3 separate regions of the Homo sapiens genome follow, and all the other regions are linked to region 2. A link is a contact called in ENCODE Hi-C or POLR2A ChIA-PET data. All regions are on one chromosome and are shown on one strand. Each heading gives the region's core, a stretch centred on a gene start or an enhancer-like site at or near the end of the contact. The rest is flanking DNA. Distances are from core to core; before and after follow the strand shown. Region 1 holds the start of DENND2C (DENN domain containing 2C). Region 2 holds the start of RSBN1 (round spermatid basic protein 1). Region 3 has its middle 68 kb from the start of LRIG2.

The links. A loop is a pair of places that touch in the nucleus more often than their neighbours do. ChIA-PET counts read pairs that join two places held with the same protein, here RNA polymerase II (POLR2A). Pooled maps may share reads with other maps.
Region 1: a loop to region 2 is called in a map of naive thymus-derived CD4-positive, alpha-beta T cell, with 4 times the contacts of the local background. The contact joins the promoter of DENND2C here to the promoter of RSBN1 in region 2. A Hi-C loop is called at or near these places in 1 of 168 maps with a recorded cell type or tissue (naive thymus-derived CD4-positive, alpha-beta T cell) and 7 of 50 pooled maps. POLR2A ChIA-PET finds 5 or more read pairs at or near these places in 2 of 52 experiments (HEK293 and MCF 10A).
Region 3: a map of CD4-positive, alpha-beta T cell shows a loop between it and region 2 (16-fold over the local background). The contact joins the enhancer-like site here to the promoter of RSBN1 in region 2. A Hi-C loop is called at or near these places in 8 of 168 maps with a recorded cell type or tissue (CD4-positive, alpha-beta T cell, CD4-positive, alpha-beta memory T cell, cardiac septum and 4 more), 8 of 37 single-sample maps with no recorded cell type and 20 of 50 pooled maps. POLR2A ChIA-PET finds 5 or more read pairs at or near these places in 3 of 52 experiments (RWPE1, WTC11 and activated CD4-positive, alpha-beta T cell).

The regions. Positions count from the first base shown.
Region 1 is chr1:114,668,175-114,671,621 of GRCh38, forward strand. DENND2C (DENN domain containing 2C) reads right to left here and starts at 1,875. Exons shown (of 21, transcript NM_001256404.2): 1 at 1,809-1,875. It overlaps LOC124904354 (a long non-coding RNA gene), which reads left to right and starts at 2,237. Exons shown (of 2, transcript XR_007066465.1): 1 at 2,237-2,476; 2 at 2,675-2,780. RefSeq lists a silencer at 1,879-1,968 and an enhancer at 2,089-2,248.
Region 2 is chr1:113,811,016-113,814,088 of GRCh38, forward strand. RSBN1 (round spermatid basic protein 1) reads right to left here and starts at 1,461. Exons shown (of 7, transcript NM_018364.5): 1 at 695-1,461. The coding sequence starts at 1,397. AP4B1-AS1 (AP4B1 antisense RNA 1) reads left to right here and starts at 1,597. Exons shown (of 5, transcript NR_125965.1): 1 at 1,597-1,810. It overlaps PTPN22 (protein tyrosine phosphatase non-receptor type 22), which reads right to left. Exons shown (of 21, transcript NM_015967.8): 21 at 2,796-3,073. RefSeq lists enhancers at 272-801, 526-585, 736-825, 802-1,331, 1,206-1,595 and 1 more.
Region 3 is chr1:113,139,610-113,142,732 of GRCh38, forward strand. No RefSeq gene overlaps it. Among named protein-coding and RNA genes, the nearest start is that of LRIG2, 68 kb to the left of the region's middle. RefSeq lists a cis regulatory region at 917-1,817 and an enhancer at 1,197-1,366. Within about 2 kb of position 1,367, at least 9 of the 41 ENCODE cell types and tissues checked have a DNase peak (open chromatin) inside an H3K27ac peak, as active enhancers do.

The DNA.
Region 1 (3,447 bases), core at 625-3,124, 860 kb after region 2:
AGAAATTGTAAATCACAGAAAAATTTATACATGGAGTACGTTTAAAACTCATGTTTTAAAGTAGCTTCAAAAGACCCATCCTCCACTGAATTGCTGAAACATGTTTAAGTAAAACTTCTAAAGCAACACACACAAAAATTACATTCACTAGTAACTTTCCCTCTACTACTTCATTTAATTTGATCTTGGTATCCAGTGGTCTAAAATTCTTGCCTATAACTTAAGACTCACTACAGACCATTTAAAAGTAATATAATTTCCAGCTTTAGAAAACTGCTTATTGTCATTAAGAAAAATAAATATTCTTCCTTTATTGCTGCATTTAAAAAACGTACTGCCACATTCAACACACACACACACACACACACACACACACACACCCCAACTAATGAAAGACCAAGACACATAATTACTACATTTCCTGGTTTCTGCCTGGCAAACTCAGAACAGGCCTACAAGTATCCCCAGCAAAAGCCTACAGGTTACAAAACTGCCATTTTCTTTTTTATTTCCCATCTCCCCGCTAAAATCCCTCGCACACATATCCATAGTAAAGAACAAAAACGTCTATAATAAAGGCTGTATGAAAAAATATGGCTATATATTAACAATATTTTGGAAGATTTAAATCTTCCTATAAGCAGCCCGTCAATTCACAAAAACAAATTAAAGTCTTGATTTGGAACAATATTCCCAGCTTACTTTAGCAGGTATCTTAAACTACAACTATTTAGCTAAGACAAAGAAGTAGATTATTTGATTGCTACAGACTTCGCGGTAAATGATTCAGCAACAGTGTATAGATAACACCACTGTGCTATTCTAGAAAATTTCATCAATCATTTAAAAATAGGACACACTCAAACAATGGGGGTCACTTTGTGGGAAAAGTTTAAACAACTTATTTACACAGTAAGCAAGGATCTATCACTTTATCTAAAACACTGCAGAAGAATCACTAGCTTTAGGGTAAACGTTTGTAAAGTGCCTACTATGTACCAGGCAAGTAGTAGTTGCTTCACAGAATATACACGCTCCACACGCACGTTCAAATATCTGACATTTGTAGAATACTGTCACTCATCTGATTTGACCCTGAGAATACCCATAGGCATGAACTTGCCAGTTTCACAGTTACGGAAAGAGAGGCCCAGGAAGTTAATTTGGCCGAGGTATCACATCTGGTTCCGCGGGTTCTGGCCCTAGACTTGAGCCTTTTGACTCATAATCTAATCATCAGCTGCTATACAGCTCTAGTTACTCAAAAGCTCTTAGGTGTTCCACTGTCAGACTTTTAAATTAAAATTCTACTTGACAACTTTCGGTATTGTGCGTATTAGATGCTGTTAAGAATCAAAACACCAAAAAAAGCAAAATATTGTTTGGAAGTGCATCGTCCCAGCATGTCGAAGTTCAAGCTCACTGGCTAATTTTGGAGAAAGCCCGCGTTTCCCCAGGCTGCCGGGCGCTCCCTCCCTCTTCCCCAGCAGAGAGCGGCGCCCAGCCTAGGGGTCCCCAAGCCCCTGAGGTAGCGAGGAGGTCTTCAGCCAGGCTCCGCCACAACCCGTGCGGCCACGAGAGGACGTCCCAAAGCTGGGCCCAACAACCGGTTGCTCCTCCGGACGGAGGAGGTGCCGAGACAGCGGGGCGCGGAGACACCACCTCCGCCAGCTCGGCTCGCACCGTCCGAGGACTACGCCGCGGCGCCACAGCCCCGCACCCGACGCCCAGAAGGGTGATGCCGACAGCCCCGAGAGTCCGAAGCCCCTGCGGCTTAAAACCCCGCGCCGAATCACCCCGACTCTTACCTGTCTGTACCTCAACGTTGTCTCCTGTGGCCAAGCTAGTCTCCCGGGTATCACTCGGGTCCGCTCCGTCCCGCCCCCGCAGGCCCTGCCGAAGGCCCCGTCCCGGCTGCAGCCCCACCCCCTAGCCCCGCCCTCCCTGGCAAGGCTCAGTTCTTATTGGCTCCTATTCCCACCCCTCACGCTATGCCCGCCTCCGACACCGCCCCGGCCGGCGGTGAGGGGAACCACCACGCCTCAAGTCCGCTGTATGGCCAGAACCTTGCCAGGACCTCGGTCACTGCAGTTCCAGCAGGCGGGCGACCAGTGTCACCGTCGTCCGGCCAAGCCCTCGAGCCAGAGCTCCATCGCCTTCGCCTGCCGTCGCATCGGCCCCACGGAGACGGCCCTATGCTTCATGTGAAGGTTTACTCTTCACAACTACTCAACAAGATAAAGCCTGGCTTAATCAGGGAATCCAAGCACTGTTTCCTAGGCTGACCTCAGTGAGCAAACAATTGCACTACGGTGCCAACTTGAAACGTCAAGAGAAGCAAATAACTCTCGCGGCACCTCAGGCTTGGAATCTCAGAACGGGGGTGCCTTGATACTCCCAGTGCGTGAGGTCAGCCCCCACGCCCTGTTGAGACACACATGCCTAAGCGCTCCGCCTGCAACACGCTCTTGCTTAGGTATGTGCGTGGTGTTGTGCCTACTGCAAGCTGTAACCCAGTTTCACCGAGGCTGCGGGACAAGGATCAGTTGAGCCTGTTTCCCAGGCACTCGCTAACCACCCCACCCCGCCTCGCCCCGCCCCACCCCACCCCACCCCACCCAGCCAGAGCCTCTTGGGTCTGGTGACCAAACTCTTCCTACATTTGTTCACACAGAGGTACCAAAATAGAAGACTACCAGAAAGAGAGGTGTTTAGTTACGTATCACGGATGACTGTCACAAGCAAACTTAACCCAAACAATAAAGGTAGCATATCCCAAACCGTTGTGAAACTATCACCTGTAGACAGTAAAACAGAAATTACATTCTATGATGGGGGAAAAAAAAGTAATGACATACTTAAAAAAAATCATGTCCCAATGAGGAAATAAATGTGGATATTGTTTGTAGTAAATTTTGCACACTGATCATTATGGGCTTCCCCCACCAAAAAAAAAAAAATTCTTATATAATGTGTCTATCTATTTATTTATTGAGACAGGGTCTCTTTGTGTCACTCACACTGGAGTGCGGTGGCCCAATCATAGCTCACTTGAAGTCTCAACTTCCTAGGCTCAAAGAATCGTCCCACCTCGGCCTCCCAAGCAGCTAGTATTATAAGCATGCACCACCACCCCCGGCTAATATTTTTATTTTTATTTTTTTGTAGAGACAGGGTCTCGCTATGTTGCCCAGGCTGGTCTCCAACTCCCGAGCTCAAGCAGTCCTCCTGCCTCAGCCTCCCAAAGTGCTGGGATTACAGACATGAGCCACTGCACCCAGCCCAGAAATGTATTTTTTGACCCCTGCATTCAGGAAGATTATTTGGCAAAATAAGGCAGGTTGAATTCCAAGTATCACGTATGAAACCAAATTTATAGATTAATAAATGAATTCACATGTATGTATTCTACTGCCCTCTCATGGGTAAGATGGAGATATACATAAT
Region 2 (3,073 bases), core at 211-2,710:
CAAATGCAACTGAAATTCCGGCCTCTACTATCTACTGCACAAATTCCCACTTTTCAGAGGCACTGTTGGTCCTATTTCCTAGTATCAAAGGGTAGAGAAAACCTTCCACATGCCTATTCTAAGAATTTAAATAGCTAATATGAAAACTTTAAAATGATTTTTACCTCTAGATTAAAAAGAACCAAGATAAACTGCGTCTGATATTTTACCTTGCAGAAGCTAAGTCAACCAGTGAGTCGTGTAACCTTTATATGAATTCCCTCCTGAAAGACTGGAACCATACCCCTGACTATTCTGGAGCAAGGGAGAGCAGATAACTAAAGCTCTCCAGCAAGCAAAACAAGGAGAAGGGATTTTAGGAACATGCCTTTTCTTTGGAAAGGCATTTTTTAGTACCCCACCTACTAATCTAACGCGGCGCGGAAACCTTGCAGAATTTGAAAACAAATGCTGAGAGGCTCCGGGGGACCGGTAAAGGGATTAGCAACTGACAGCTCGGCCTCGGAGCGAGAAGCCTCAAGTAGTTAGATCAAACCGTGTCAACGATCTGAAATCCAGGGTCCACCCCAGTGAGCTTAGAGAAGTACAGCAGCAGAAGGTAAGCAGGGGTTTGGCGTCTTTCAGTCCTAAAGATGCGGGATATCGGAACTGAGAGAGACCTAGAACCCAAGCCGGGCAGTTTGCCTGCTCTCACCTCTCTTGGGGGCTTTGATCAGAGGCACCCCTCCAGTCCTCTCGCCGTTTTCCTGCTTGTCCTTGTGCTTGAGATCGGTTCCGCAGGAGCTGGGATCACCATCGGGGCCGCGGTGGTGATGGTGCTTGTGCCGCTCCTTGTGGCCCTTATGCTTGGGCCCGGCCGCGCTCACCGTCAGAGGCGAGAAGGTGAAGAGGGCCGAGGTGCTTGGGGCCGGGAGAGGGGCAGCGACAGCGGGCCCGGCGGGTGCCAGCGAAGGTGGCGGCGGAGGCGGCAGGAGAAGAGGCTCAACAGGGCCTGGGACAGTTGGGGCTGCATTCGTTGGCGGCAGCGGCCCAGGATGTTGGCGGCTGCGACGCCGCCGGTGAGGGGGAGCGAGAGGGGGCTCCTGGCTCGGCCGCCCCCGCTTCTCCTGAGACCCCCCACTGCTAGATCGGCGCTGCCGTTTAACTCCCCGCGGGGAGACCCCAGCATGAGGTTTCTCCTTCCCCTCTTTGTCCGGCTCCTCCTGCGCCGCCACCGCCCGTACTACGCGCACCGCTCCGACCTGCGCAGCCATTTCACCCACAAACACACATTTAAATGGCCCGACCGCCCCCCCGTCCGCGCATCGCGCAAGCGCCGCCCGCGCACTGCCCGCTGGGCATTGGAGTCTCTCCTCCGCCCTCCACTTGTCGGCCGTTCTTCGTCCAGAGATGAACATGCCGGAAGCGGCCGTTCCCAGCTTTTCTCCGCAGGCCTCTCCAACCGAGCTTCTATTGTAAAGCACCCTATGCCGCGCAAAGCGTCATGGGAGCTGTAGTTCCGCCGCGCCCCCGCCGCGTCCCCGGCTCTGAGTGGAGGAGTGGAAAGGGAGCGTGCGCGAAGTCACGCTTCTGGCTGCGACGCAACCGCCGCTGGGCGGTGAGTTGCCGCCAACCGCCCTAACGGCCGAAACAATGTTAATGGCTTTCAGAGTCTGGCGGCGCGTTCCCATTATCATCTTCCTGTGACCCTTCCTCATTTTACACGGAGGAGGTGGTCTCCACAGTGATTTTAAATTTAATATTTCTCTCATAACCTTTGTGAGATAAAAGAATCTTCATCCTTTTAACTTTGACGAGGGATGAAATGAAGGTGAAAAGAGGATTTAGTAATATGTAAAATAAGGGTGGTTTTGCTGTAAAAATATGATAGGGCCGCAATTCAGAAATGTTTTCAAGCATCTGGGGCATTGCTATGGTTACAACTACAGGCCTACGAAGTCAGGTGCGAGAACTGCTTGGAGTCCTGGTGAGGACGGCCCCTCCTCGCCATCCGGCCACATCCCCTCTAATGCCTGGAAATGTCCAGCATTTATTTTGAATATATCCCTACAGTTGCGAAAAATTGTAGATGGAAAACCACGTTTAAGATTTTTTATAAGTTTTTTTTTTTCAAATCTTAAGGATAAGATTGCATAAATTTGAAAAGTGTGCCTACCGGAGAACACACCAAAAATCATCACTGCTCACTACGGATAGTTGTTGCTCAGAAATTCATTTAGAATTTCATCCTCGCTTTAGCTTTTACCTGGGGTTCTTTTAAGTATTTATTTAGAGACGGGCGGGGCGGGGCTCGGTGTCTCAGGCCGGTAATCCCAGAGCTTTGGGAGGCCGAGGCGGGAGGATTGCATGAGGCCAGGAGTTCCAGATCAGCGTTGGTAACATAGTGAGCCTCTGTCCCTACAAAAGTATTTTTTAAATTATCTGGGTGTCGTGACACGCGCCTGTAGTCCCAGGTACTCGTGAGGCTAAGGTGGGAGGAGTGGTCGCACCACTGCACTCTGGCCTGGGTGACAGATCTAGACCCTGACTCTTAAAAAAAAGAGACAAGGTCTCGCTCTGTTGACCAGGCTGGCCTCCAACTCCTGGGCTCAAGGAATGAGTAGCTGGGTCTACAGATGCACTCATGGTGCCCTAAGTAACTCATGGTTACCTAGAATTCTTTTAGTATATTTGTTTATTGATAAAGACATTTGGAAGTAATTGATTACAATGATATATACTCAGCAGATAAAATTACTGTGGTTTGATTTCACTAGTTTCTGGAGAAGTATTACCTAAACACTACTGCAATGAAGTCAGTTTAACAACCAAAAAGTTTATTGAGTGTCTGTTGGATACATTGTACTACAAGAGACAGATAATAATACTTCATTCAATTTGCCCTATTGGACTTCCAAATGAAAAATACTGAAGAACAAATGATGTTTAAACAATACTACATGTTTCTAAAAGTTATAAATAAAGTTATTTAAATAAAAATATTTTTAATGCATTAGGGGAAGTCAGGTGGATTCTTTGTAAAAACAATTACCTGCCAATTTATTTACTACATAAAATTAGAGTTGAACTAGAT
Region 3 (3,123 bases), core at 117-2,616, 670 kb before region 2:
TGGCAAAGGAATGAACAGAAAAACCTAAAAAATTTAAAAAGAGGATTAAGAAAACTGTCCTTGCTCAGTTTGGGAGCCTGGCTTACTTTTCTTAGTACTCTGCTGTTCCTGATACTGTTCAAGCTGGGGCACTGAAGATCTGGAACCATGTAGCTTGGATTTTCTTCAGACCAAAATACCTCGATGCTCATTTTTTTTTCTTTTTTTTTTTTTTTTTTGAGACAGAGTCTCACTCTGATGCCCAGGCTGGAGTGCAGTGGTGCGATCTTGGCTCACTGTAGCTTCTGCCTCCCGGGTTCAAGTGATTCTCGTGCCTCACCCTCCCAAGTAGCTGGGATTACAGGCACCTGTCACCACATCCGGCTCATTTTTGTATTTTTAGTAGACAGACGGAGTTTTGCCATGTTGGCCAGGCTAGTTTTGAGCTCCTGACCTCAGGTGATCTGCCCGCTTTGGCCTACCAAAGTGCTGGGATTACAGGCGTTGAGCCACCATGCCCGGCCTTGATGCTCATTTTGAACTATCAACTTACCTTCGATGCCTTTGTAGACTCATCCAACTACTTCCCAATAAATGGTCCAGGATTAATGGGTATTCATGTTCAGTGTAGGGCATCTAATTCCAGAAATGTAAGCCAAATTAGCAAACTCTCCTAAAAAGGACATCCTATCTTCTGCTGAGCTGTCTTCCCAAGCTAGCCAACGTGTCTGAATTTGGGCATGAAAGAAGAGGAGCAGATGGGCTGGGGTCTGACATGCAGGGCAAACTGGAGGGTTTTCTTGGCATATTTGTTCTTCAAATCTAGACTTTAGAATATGTGAGAAACAGTGACATTCTCACATTGGTCCCAAGCCATGGAGGAAATCCTGCCCCATTGAGAAGTGGAGACATTTCAGCCCTTGCATATCTCATCAGCAAACCACAGGGTTGGTGAAGGGACTGATGGAGTCCTTTTAAAGGTCTTGTGCCATTTTCTTGCCTTTTTATCTTTTTGTTCAAAGATAACTCTTGTTTTGTTTTCTATCTTGAGGCAAAATTGAAAACTTGGCCTACACATTGGTTTGGGCTAGAACTGGCCTCTAGGTGGCGATTCAGTACAGAGAATGGTGGTGGCTGGCGTCACCTCGAGCCACCATTTCTCAGAGATACCATTATATAAGGGGATTCATGAGAAATCGGGCATCACAATAGAGGGACAGCTTGGCCTTTGTCACTTTTCAAGCTGGGATCCTGAAGAGGTTGGGGTGCATGGGGAGCAGCGAAAGCACCTAGTCTCAAGCAACATAACACGAGTTTAAGGCCCCCACTAGGACGGAGTCCAGAGTAGTCTGGCAACGGTTGCAAGGTTTGGACTTGGCCTGCTAGGAGAGTGAGCCCTGAGCTTCAGGCTTGGTTCCCTCACTCCTGTGAGGCCTCACTCAGGCTCACAGCCCCTGATGGAGCACTCAGCTTGGCGGCTGCCTGCCCGAGGTCTCCAGAAAAGGCAGCCAGCTCCTAGTTGAAGTCCTCCCACTTTACTTCCCCTTCCTTCCCCCTGCCACTCCCTCTCTTCTCCTTCACCCCTCCTTCCCTTCTGCCTCCCGTTCCCTCTGCTTCCTCCTTCTTCCCCCTCTTCCCCACCTCCTCACACACCCCATTCTCACCTTCTGCTATTTACAAAGCCCTTTCCCCTGTATGATCTCATTTGCTGCTCACAGACTCCTAGGGAAGAGGGACAGGTTGAGCCCTCCCTCACTCCCTGGCACACTTTGAGGACACAGTGCGGAAGTGCTTATAAAGATCCCGTTATCTGACTGTCACCACCAGCAAATAGTGAGTACCTTAGGGCAACTATTGAATTCAAATTAGTGCATGTTGCTTGGCATGGAGGAGGTCTCAAAATTATTTACTGAATGAATAAATATTTATAGTTGCAAAGAACTGAATCAAGGGACAGTAGGTGGTAGAGTCCATTCTAGAAGTTAGGCTTCATACTTGTAGGACCTACGACATTGCTGCACTAGGTACTAAATATGTCACCATTTTCTAGTAAAAAATACAGTATGTAAGTGCATAAAGGGACCCATGCAGAACTGTTTGCATATCTGGCTCTCAACCACATGAAACTACTCTGGCACCAGTCTGCTGTCTGTCAGGGGACACTAGGAGCTGTGGGTGGATCTAGGGGAGCAGCTGGCCTTTCTGAGGCCTTCCTTAAAGTATGGGATAGACACTGGGCCCCTCAGCTATCAAAACCCTTCTGTCTTTAGCTGATCTAACATATTGAGATAAAAAGCACCACCCAGTTATTACTCATCCCACTCCATTCCAATCCATGAATCAGCACTTTTTGTTTTTTGCTTAAATGTACATATTTCAGGCAGTTTAGGACTCTGCGATGAGACTATATAGGTTCAAATCCTAGCTCTACCACTTCCTAGCTGTTGAGGCTTGGGTAGGTCATTTAACCTCTTTGTGCCTCTATTTCTCATCTTTTAAATGATAAGAGTATTTAACTCATAACATTACTGTGGGGATTTAGAGAGTTAATATATAGAAAACAATGAGAACAATGCCTGGCAATAAGTCAGAGCTAGGAAGTGTTCACCCAATCTCTCGTTACGGTTTCCTGGGTTTGAGAATTGGTTTGTGTTCAACTGATGGAGGCACTTCATGATTTTGTAGAATTCCCTGGAATGCTCTCATTTTAGCTGTGAGGTTTCAACATTTTCCCACTCAGTTACAGCTTTCTTGAGGCCTAAAGAAGACAGGAAGCAACTTGAAGTGTATTTTTCTGCTAATGAGGGCTGTGGCATTTGTTTCATATACAGCATCCCCAGGTGGCTCCAGACAGAATTCAAGGGCTTTTTTCTCTACGGCAGTGCTTACCACTTAACACACAGTAGGTATTAAATAAATGCTTGTGCCAGAAAGAGAGGAAGGAAGATGCAGTACAGAGGAAAACATTAATTAGTACATAGTAGTTTACACGGACAAGGTCCCAATGGGGTATACACTTGTTCCCTAAGATCTACTGACTAAGCATGAACATCACCAAGGAAATGCGATCAACTCAGAGGAGAAGGAGGGGGAGGAGAAGAGAGAAGAAACTGGAGCAGCCTGTTACCTGACCGAAGATATCAG